Linked DNA regions of Homo sapiens: region 1 is linked to region 2. Evidence: read pairs that join two places in POLR2A ChIA-PET (ENCODE). Cell type or tissue: GM12878. All regions are shown on one strand. Links, peaks and the distances in the headings refer to the core of each region. The heading gives the core; the rest is flanking DNA.

Region 1 (5,382 bases), core at 194-5,193, 58 kb before region 2:
AATTCGTAAAGGGTTTCATTTTTTTTTTTTTTTTTTTTTTTTTTGAGACAGGGTCTCACTCTGTTGCCCAGGCTGGAGTGCAGTGGCGCAATCTTGGCCCACTGCAACCTCCACCTCCTGGGTTCAAGTGATTCTCCTGCCTCAGCCTCCCAAGTAGCTGAGATTACTCAGCCTGCCAACATGCCCAACTAATTTTTGTACTTTTAGTAGAGACAGCATTTCACCATGTTGGCCAGGCTGGTCTCGAATTCCTGACCTCAAGTGATCTGCCTGCCTCAGCATCCCAAACTGCTGAGATTACAGGCATGAGCCACCACACCCAGCCAATATAGGGTTTCTTTTTGGGGTGATAAAACTGTTGTGGAATTTGAGTGGTGCTGATTGCAAAACTCTGTAACTATACTAAAATTCACTGAATTGTACACTTTAAAAGGGTGGGTTTATTATATGTGAATGAGATCTCAATTAAAAAGAGTACATCTGGGCCGGATGCAGTGGCTCATGCCTGTAATACCAGCACTTTGGGAGGCTGAGGTAGGTGGATCACCTGAGGTCAGGAGTTCGAGACCAGCCTGGCCTAAATGGGGAAACCCTGCCTCTACTAAAAATACAAAAATTAGCCGGGTGTGCACCTATAGTCCCATCTACTCAGGAAGCTGAGGCAGGAGAATCGCGTAACCTGGGAGGCAAAGGTTGCAGTGAGCCGAGATTGCACCACTGCACTCCCGTCTGGGTGACAGAGCAAGACTCCATCTCAAAAAAAAAAAAAAAAAAGAGTACATCTGATTAAAAAATGGCACAGGTGGCCAGGCACGGTGGCTCACGCCTGTAATCCCAGCACTTTGGGAGGCTAAGGCGGGTGGATCATAAGGTCAGGAGTTTGAGACCAGCCTAACCACCATGGTGAAACCCCGTCTCTACTAAAAATACAAAATTAGCTGGGCATGGTGGCGCATGCCTGAATCCCAGCTACTTGGGAGGCCGAGGTGGGAGAATCGCTTCAACCCGGGAGGCAGAGGTTGCAGTGAGCCGAGATCGCGCCATGGCACTCCAGCCTGGGCAACAAGAGCAAAACTCCATCTCAAAAAAATAAAATAAAATAAAAATTAAAAAATGGCACAGGTTATAAGGCATTCCTATTTCAATATTCCTATTTCAAAATGTGAAAAATGTGGGGGGTGCGGAAGAGCACTACGAAAAAGCTTAAGCCTCTGTAACTACCATATCTACTCCTGGTTTTCCTCTTTGTCATAATCACAGCTACCTGTCTGATGTGTGTGTCCAGCAGCTCACATTTGTAGCATATCTCATATCTGCTTGCTTTTTTTTTTTTTTTTGGAGACATGGTCTCACTCTGTCCTTCAGGCTGGAGTGTAGTGACAAAATCACAGCTCACTGCAAACTCCACCTCCTGGGTTCAGGCAATCCTTGCACCTCAGCCTCCTGCTGGGTCTACAGGTGCATGCCACCATGCCCGGCTAATTTTTATATTTTTTGTAGAGACAGGGTTTCACCATGTTGTCCAGGCTGGTCTTGCATGCCTGGGCTCAAGCGATCTGCCCACCTTGGCCTCTTAAAGTGTTGGGATTACAGGCATAAGCCACTGCGCCTGGCCATTTCTGCTCTCTACTCTTACTCAGTGGGCGCTCTGCCTTTGGGCCTGGGGTGCTAACTGCTGGGCTCTGGCTTAGCAGGGGAATGCAATGCCCCTGGTGGCTTCCCTACATTCCCTTTCTGAATAAACCTTTGTGAATTATCCTAGTTTGAATGTGCTATCTGTCTCCTTTGGGACCCTGACTGACTCAGTATCTATCTTAGGCAAATTCGTATTTTACTTAAGTAAGAAAATAAAATATGGGTAAGCACAGAGTGAAAAAAAAAAAAGAAGAAATACTGTTTAATAATTGAAGACAAAAGATATTAAGTTACATAATTTGAATTGTCATCTTGACTAGACACCTTGAGGATCTCAAATGCTTTCCTAGACACAGAAAGCAGATGTAAATGGTTATAAATTTTTTTAAAAGCCAGATTTTGGGGGCCAGGCGTGGTGGCTCCCACCTGAATCCCAGCACTTTGGGAGGCCGAGGCAGGTGGATCCCGAGGTCAGGAGATCAAGATCATCCTGGCTAACACGGTGAAACCCCATCTCTACTAAAAATACAAAAAAATTAGCTGGGCGTGGTGGCAGGCGCCTTAGTCCCAGCTACTCGGGAGGCTGAGGCAGGAGAATGGCATGAACTCGGGAGGTGGAGCTTGCAGTGAGCCAAGATCACGCCACTGCACTCCAGCCTGGGTGACAGAGTGAGATTCTAGCCTTAAAAAAAAAAAAAAGCCAGATTTTATGCCAAATGCGGTGGCTCATGACTGTAATCCCAGCACTCTGGGAGGCCAAGGCAGGTGGATCACTTGAGGCCACTCTTGGCCAACATGGCAAAACCGCGTCTCCACTAAAAATAGAAAAAAATTAGCTACGTGTGGTGGCATGTGCCTGTAATCCCAGCTACTCGGGAGGCTGAGGCAGGAGAATTGCTTGAACCCAGGAGGTGGAGGTTGCAGCAAGCCAAGATTGTGCCACTGCACTCCAGCCTGGCAACAGAACAAGACTCTGTCTCACAGAAAAAAAAAAAAAAAAAAAAAAAAGCCAGATTTTATTCATCCTCTAGATTTCAGTGCTCCTCCTAGGCAGCTGCACATACTAACCTGTCGGCTTTCCGAATGATGTGGCAATCTGCTCATCACTGCATCCAGCTCATCAAACTTCCTCAGGACAGCCTGAACTTCTGCAGACAGCTCTTTGTACTCTGAAAACTGGTCTTGGAACACAGCTTTATAGCGTTCTCGCTCATCATCTGTCTGAATCACAGGGTATTTTCTAGGGGAAAAACATAAGCCAAAGATATAATTGTTTCACTAAAAGAAGCTGAATGGGAAATCAGCTTATCTTATTCCTTACTGATCATATTGTACCTTCAATTCAATACATTACCTCTCAGATAACAACTATTTACATACACGATTTTAAGCACAGAGTATTAACTTGGAGACAAACTGGAAAATGAAAGGACCAAATGGGGCCCCTCAACTTCTACCTTGAGGAAGAATTCAGACTGACACTCACGCCACATAGTCGGGCATCACGATAGGTTTAGGAATGTGGCCTGGGGGGATGTGTCCACTCAGTAGTTCAGGTTTCATTTTTGCTGTTCTCAGTTCCTTGAAATTAACTTCTGAGTCTCTTTGTCTGTCACCACTGGTGGCCATTTCACACTGCAGTTAGGGAGAAAAAGAGGATTTGTTAATAAACATAAGTAGAAAAAAACCCTCTGAATTCATTCTTAGAAAATGAGGAAGAAGATCAGGTGGGGTGGCTCAAACCTGTAATCCTAGCACTTTGGGAGGACAAAGCCGGAGGATCACATGAGGCCAGGAGTTCAAGACCAGCCTGGCCAACATGGCAAGACCCTGTCTCTATAAAAAGTTTAAGGCCAGGCACAGTGGCTCACGCCTGTAATCCCAGCACTTTGGGAAACCGAGGTGGGCTGACCACTTGAGATCAGGAGTTTGAAACCAGCCTGGCCAACATGGTAAAACCCCATCTCTATTAAAAATACAAAAATTAGCTGGGAGTGGTGGCGGGTGCCTATAATCCCAGCTCCTCGGGAGGCTGAGGCAGGAGAATCACTTGGGCCCAGGAGGTGGAGGTTGCAGTGAACCAAGATTGTACCACTGCACTCCAGCTTGGGAGACAGACTGAGACTCTGTTTAAAAAAAAAAAAATCTGGCAGATGCAGCGGTGTGTGTCTGTAGTCCGCTAGTAGCTACTTGGGAGGCTTGGAGGCTGAGGTGGGAGGATTGCTTGAGTCCAGGAGGTAGAGGTTACAGTGAGCTGTGATTGCATTACTGCACTCCAGCCTGGGCGATAGAGTGAGACTCTGGCTCAAAAAAAAAAAAAAAAAAAAAAAAGAAGAAGAAGAAGAAAATGGGGAGGAAGACAGGAGGAAGAAAAGTGGAAATAAGAGTTAACATTTCACATCACAATTATATGTTTTATAGTCACAAAGTTGTTCTGAACGTTTCTGTAATAGCTAAGGGAATCACATTTGGGATATGGTAATACACAGTAGGTAAAACACACTCCAGCCCCAATCGTGTACATGTCAAAGGTGGATGATGCAATGCCAAACACGCAGTCTTAAGAACTTACCTATTTAGAATTTACACCCCAACTAAACGTAAAAGAATAAAAAATGTAATTCAAAATAAATTCAAGGATAAAAATGGAACAAGCCTACTTAAATGGAAAGAGAAAGTAATGATAATGGCAATTTGGGATGATTTAATTGTAAGTAACCACTGAGTGGATTAGAAAAGGAAATGAGTTGGCCGGGCACGGTGGCTCATGCCTGTAATCTCAGCACCTTGGGAGGCCGAGGTCGGTGGATCACGAGGTCAGGTGTTCGAGACCAGCCTGGCCAGCATGGTGAAACCCTGTCTCTACTAAAAATATAAAAATTAGCCGGGCATAGTGGCGGGCGCCTGTAATCCCATCTACTTGGGAGGCTGAGGCAGGACAATGGTGTGAACCCAGGAGGCGGAGCTTGCAGTGAGCCAAGATCACGCCACTGCACTCCAGCCTGGGCAACAGAGTGAGACTCTGTCTCAAAAAAAAAAAAAAAGAAAAGAAAAGAAGTGAGGTTGAGGCCAGGTGCAGGGGCTTACACGTGTAAGCCTAACACTTTGGGAGGCTGAGGTGGGAGGTGGGAGGATCACTTGAGGCCAGGAGTTCGAGGCTGCAGGGAGCTGTGAATGGTCCACTGCACTCCAGCCTGGGCATCAGAGCAAGACCCTGTCTCTTAAAAAAAAAAAATTAAAAACAGAAGTGAGGTTCAGAGAGGTCAAGTCAATTCTCCAAGGTCACATAACTATTAAGTAGAAAAGCCACAATTAAAACCCAGAACTGGGCCAGGCAAGGTGGCTCACGCCTGTAATCTCAGCACTTTGGGAGGCCGAGGGGGGTGGATCATTTAATGTCAGGAGTTCAAGACCAGCCTGGCCAACATGGTGAAACCCTGTCTCTACTAAAAATACAAAAATTAGCCGGATGTGGTGGTGTGCGCCTGTAATCCCAGCTACTCAGGAGGCTGAGGCAGGAGAATGGCTTGAGCCCGGGAGGCGGAGGTGGCAAGGAGCTGAGATTGTGCCACTGCACTCTAGCCTGGGTGACAGAGCGAGACGCCGTCTCAAAAATAAATAAATAAATAAATAAAACCCAGAACTAGGCCACGTGCAGTAGCTCATTCCTGTAATCCTAGCACTTTGGGAGGCCAAAGCAGGAGGACTGCTTGAGCCCAGATGTTTGAGACCAGCCTGGGCAACATA
Region 2 (5,344 bases), core at 345-5,344:
AATCCCATTTGTCTACACTGTAACAGAGTTTTACTGAATTTTGAAGGAAAGAAGCTGTCCTGAAAAATTAAACTCTGCAAATATTTGGTATATCGTATTTAAAATAAATTTTGAAAAGTAAATTTCGTTTGCCCATTGATAAATCTAGATCTTACCAATTTTTTTGAATAAAAACATTTTCTAATTACTGACATCCCTGAAACTTCTGTAAAATAAATGGTAAGTGATTTGGGCCAGGCATGGTGTGGCTCATGCCTATTGATTCTGACACTGTGGGATGCCAATGTGGGAGGTCTACTTGAGGCCAGGAATTCAAGACCAGCGTGGGCAACACCATAAGACCCCATCTCTACAAAAAAATTTTTTTTTAATTAGCCAGATGCGGTGGCACACACTTGCAGTCCCCAGCTACTCAGGAAGCTGAGGTGGGAGGACTGCTTGAGCCCAGGAGTTCAAGGCTGCAGTGAGCTATGACAGCACCTCTGCAATCCAGTGTAGGCAACCGTCTCTAGCAAGACCCTGTCTCTAAAAAATTAATAAACAAATAAACAGAGTATATGATTAAAGTCCAACTCCTTAGGGGGAAAACTTTTGAAACCATAAAGAAAATACTTTTCCCAATACATATATATATGTATACATATATATATATGCATATATATATGTATACATATATATATGCATATATATATGTATACATATATATGCATATATATGTATACATATATATATGCATATATATATGTATACATATATATGCATATATATATACATATATATGCATATATATACGTATATATACACATATATATACGTATATATACATATATATACGTATATATATGTGTGTGTGTGTATATATATATATATATATATATATATATATATATACACACACACACACACACACATATACCTAAGTTTATCCAACTGGTAGAATAATAATAGTAACACCAATGTAGGTTTATGATGTGACAATGTTTATACTGACAGAGTATTGCTAAGTGAGAAAACACAATGGACACTGAAAAATAAAAACTATTAGCTAAGCTGACCAAAAACAAATCAATGAGAAAAAGCCTGGATGTAAGAGGTGTGTCAGATAGACTGCCCAAAAATCTGTATTCGGAGACAAGAGACGAGATTTCTATGAAACATCAGAGGAATACCAATGCTGACACTGAAAATCCAACTTGAATTCATGATCTTAGCCCTAAACCAAAAGGTTTAGATCCACAGGCCAGAGAGAAAGGAGCTTGGTTCAAGAGAGGAGGATTGGCTGGGCGTGATGACTCACACCTGCAATCCCAGCACTTAGGGAAGCCGAGGCGGGTAAATCACCTGAGGTCAGGAGTTCAAGACCAGCCTGGCCAACACGGTGAAACCCTGTCTCTATTAAAAATACAAAAATTAGCTGCGTGTGGTGGCGCATGCCTGTAATTCCAGCTACTCGGGAGGCTGAGGTAGGAGAATCGCTTGAACCCAGGAGGCAGAGGTTGCAGTGAGCCAAGATCATGCCACTGCACTCTAGCCTGTGTGACAAAGCAAGACTCTCGAGAAAAAAAAAAGAGAGAAGGATCTGTTACCATCAAAGCAACTAAAACACCAACTCCTTCATCTCAAGGTTGAAAACTAAAGGAAAGACCTAATGTAAACAATGGACTCTGGGTGTTAGTGATGTGTCAATGTAGGTTTATCAGTTTTAACAAATGTACTACTCTGGTGAGGGAAGGTTAGTAACGGGAGAAGGCTATGCATGTGTTGGGGCAGGGGATATGAGGTACATCTCTGTACCTTCTACCCAATTTGGCTGTGAACCTAAAACTGCTCCAAAAATAAGTCTATTTTTTAAAAAAGGAAAAGATACAAAACTTATCCTGCCTTTCTAGTTGGAAATGTATTTCAAGGTAACTAAACAACCCTAGCTAGTGATGGCAAACTTTTCTTTGTAGAAAAATGCCAGTAATAACTGTAGAAATAACAGAACTATAAGAAAGTCACTACTGTACAACTCTAATAAAATAAGTGATTCAGGCAAGGATTGAAAAACTGAAGCTACAGCACTTAGGTGGACGACTGATGGAGAACTGGGCACTCACATGCTGCCACGGTATCTCCCCATGGATTATGTGTCAGTTGTGAGGGAAAGTTACTCTACAATGAAGATTTTTGACTTTCATCTCTTTGATCTAGTGACCAAACTTAAGACAGCAGGAGAACCACAAATACTTTCCAATTTGACGCCCTATACAACATACAACATGACCTTTATTCTTGCAAAAATGTTCAACTTGAGTCTAATCAAGCCCTTGATTCAAAATTTCAGGTTATAGGAAATGCAGGATAGACGAATAAGTTAATCATTATTAGGAGGAAACAACCTAACAAATCCAGTGTGAGACTTCTACAAGTCAACCGGCCTGGTCTCCTTCATAAGTCAGTGCCTTGGAGAAAAGAAAGGGTTAGTAAACTATTATTAGATTCAGGGAAAAAAAAAAAGGCCTAAGATATATAACAGCCAAATGCAACGTGTGATCCTATCCTGTTTGAAACAAACCAGCTACAAAAGACATTTTGGGGACAAATGCAGAAACGTGAATATGAATTCATCATTAGACAGCATTACGGCATCCTGGTTAACTTTGTTAGAGAGAATAATGGTATGCATAATTAATTAGGAAAATCATTTTTTTAAAAAAACAGACATACTGAAGTATCTAAAAGTCTAACTGAAATGTCACAATGTTTATAATTTACTTTAAAATACTTAAGGGGGAAACAATGAGTATATTCTATATATATTTTTTTATTATTCTATTTTCTTTTATGCTTGAAAAATCTCAAAATAAAAAACATTTAAAAAGGGAGACTGATGGAAGGAGAGAATATTCTACCTTGGGGGTTCAAGGTAATTGTGCAGTAAGGAAGTGAAACAAAAAATATCAGTCTAAAATAAATAATGACTGTTTTTGGCTATATTTAGTAGAGAAACTAACATGTAATTTGCCTGCTTTCCTCAGCCTGAGATAATCTGATGTGCTAAATACACTAGCACCCTAATTGGTTTACTGATTCTTTATGCTAACAATAAGACATAAAGAAAAAGAGTTACAAATAAAGGGGAAAACTCAAAGTCTCTGAGTCTTTTAGTCAAGTTGGAAGTAGTAAAGTCATGAAGCTTTCTTTTTCGCTTTTTGTTTTGTTTTGCTTTTTACGGTTTTTGGTATTGCTCTGTTGCCCAGGCTAGAGTGTACTAGTGTGATCACAGCTCACTGCAGCTTCCACCTTCTGGGCTCAGGCGATCCTCCCACCTCAGCTTCCCAAGTAGCTGAGACCAGAGGCATGCACCACAATGCCCAGCTAATTAGCTGTAGAGACAGTCTCCCTATGTTGCCCAGGCTGCTCTCGAACTCCTGGGCTCAAGTGATCCTCCTGCCTTGGCCTCCCAAAGTGCTGGGATTACAGGCATGAGTCACCATGCCCCACTAGGGAGCTTTCTACTGCAGGAGATCTAGACTTATTTTGAACAAAATCATCATAAAACTTTAACTTCTAACAACACACTGTAAGTCAGAAAAATATTTGATGTTAAATATTTAAAAACACATTTCTTAGTTACCTGTTTTGGTTGCCTTTCTAAAACTTGAGCTTTTAACCAGGTTTCGACTTCTTCAATTTTCTTTTTATGCACAGCAAGTTCATGCTACAACAAAAATTTCAAATTTAAAACAAAACTTCTTAACTGAAGATTTTTTGGTACATCAGCACATATGAACCTAAGCATTATTAACGAAAAGAAGTAGCAAATCAGTAACAATCTATATAATAAAATGATCCTTTTGATTATACTTGAATTTTTATACTATTATGGAAAAATTATATTCTTAAGTTGATACCTCTGTATGATAATTTTGGCAAGTTTGCAGTTATAACATTTTTTAAAATTCAGAAATACATTTTGAGAAGACAGTAGAGAGGAGTATTACATTTAGTACAAAAATTTTTAAAAAGATCAATTCTATGTTGGGATTAAATTAAATCTAAGACAACTAATCATACAACTTTAGAATAACTATTGAGAAAAATCTAAGCCTTGGAAAATAAAAAAATCCAGAATTTTTTCTAACACTTAGAAAGATTCTTATGAGTAAAAAATCTGAAAATGTAAATCCCTCTGCTTCCCATCTACCCTTATGCACCCTGAAATTAAATTATGTAGATATGTCTGCATGCTTTTCAGTACCTGAGTTTCTGGTTTATATTTATCCACCCATGGTTCATTTTCAGACAGATATTCTTTTGAATTTTCTAAACCATAAATCTGTTCTAAGGAAGATAGATTTCCTCTTTTTCTCGCTGGAAATCTGCTGCTTTCTAATGTAGAAGGCCCATTTTTTCTTCTATGACTTGAGTTATTCACACCTAATGATGTGGCAGTAATAGTAGAGACGCCACTACACTCTAGAAAATCATCAAATGATGGGTCAACCCAGTCTGTTACCTGAAAAAAAAAGAAATCATGTAAATATAATCACATTTTCTCCCATCTATTCCCCCAAATAACTGAACTACTCTGGAAACAACATATTCATATATTTATAACCTTTAAAACTTAAAAAAAAAAAAAAAAAAAAAAAAAAAAAATTTTTTTGAGACCGGGTCTCACTCTGTCACCCAGGCTGGACTGCAGTGGTATAATCTCAGCTCAAGCAATCCTCCAGCCTCAGCCTCTTGAGTAACTGGGACTACAGGCATGCACCACCATGCCCAACTAATTTTTTTGTATTTTTTGTAGAGATGGGTTTTTGCCATGTTGCCCAGGCTGGTCTCAAACAATTCTTGGGCTCAAGTGATCCTCTCACATCAGCCTCCCAAAGAGCTGGGATTAAAGGTATAAGCCACCATACCCGGCCTAAAAATCTTACAAATTAACTCTTTTTAAATAAAACTCTGTCTGTAATAGTTGTTTTTCTACTTTACAGTAAGTGCAAGTGCATACTTGTCTACTTGACCTTAAAGGAGTAAAGAACACAAACTTATTTTTATTAATTGTAACCTTCCCAGCATAAACACTAGAATGATTTTTTTAAACTCTCTGTAGGATTGAAACATAAATATTAAAATTACCTATTAAAAAAAGCAAAACAAAATAAACAAATGATAATATTTTAACAGAAACAGCAATAAGAGTAATATATCTGCCTTGGCCAGGTTAATACATTCACAAACTAAGAACCATTTCATACATCCAAATAATCCGTATCAGCTTGAAGACTTAGTGAAGATATAGGCCAAAGATCATAACGTAATCTGTAATTATGACTGGATTATATTTTTCTTCAGT

Evidence for each region. ChIA-PET counts read pairs that join two places held together with the same protein. Peaks named below come from ENCODE experiments on the same cell type or tissue, not always from the same donor. Only the 100,000 strongest peaks of a DNase experiment are listed, where the experiment ranks them.
Region 1: POLR2A ChIA-PET joins it to region 2 with 9 read pairs; 4 of 35 experiments call an interaction of 5 or more read pairs at or near these places.

Annotation. Positions count from the first base shown.
Region 1 is chr5:69,430,415-69,435,796 of GRCh38, reverse strand. MARVELD2 (MARVEL domain containing 2) reads right to left here. Exons shown (of 7, transcript NM_001038603.3): 4 at 3,122-3,270; 5 at 2,704-2,875. Among named protein-coding and RNA genes, the nearest start is that of MARVELD2, 18 kb to the right of the region's middle. In GM12878, for the core only: no CTCF peak of the experiment used is centred there; DNase peaks (open chromatin) are centred at 2,866 and 3,226; H3K4me3 peaks cover 865 bases; H3K27ac peaks cover 2,207 bases.
Region 2 is chr5:69,372,987-69,378,330 of GRCh38, reverse strand. RAD17 (RAD17 checkpoint clamp loader component) reads right to left here. Exons shown (of 19, transcript NM_133338.3): 5 at 4,244-4,501; 6 at 3,620-3,703. Among named protein-coding and RNA genes, the nearest start is that of RAD17, 5.8 kb to the right of the region's middle. In GM12878, for the core only: no CTCF peak of the experiment used is centred there; a DNase peak (open chromatin) is centred at 3,110; H3K4me3 peaks cover 2,112 bases; H3K27ac peaks cover 3,313 bases.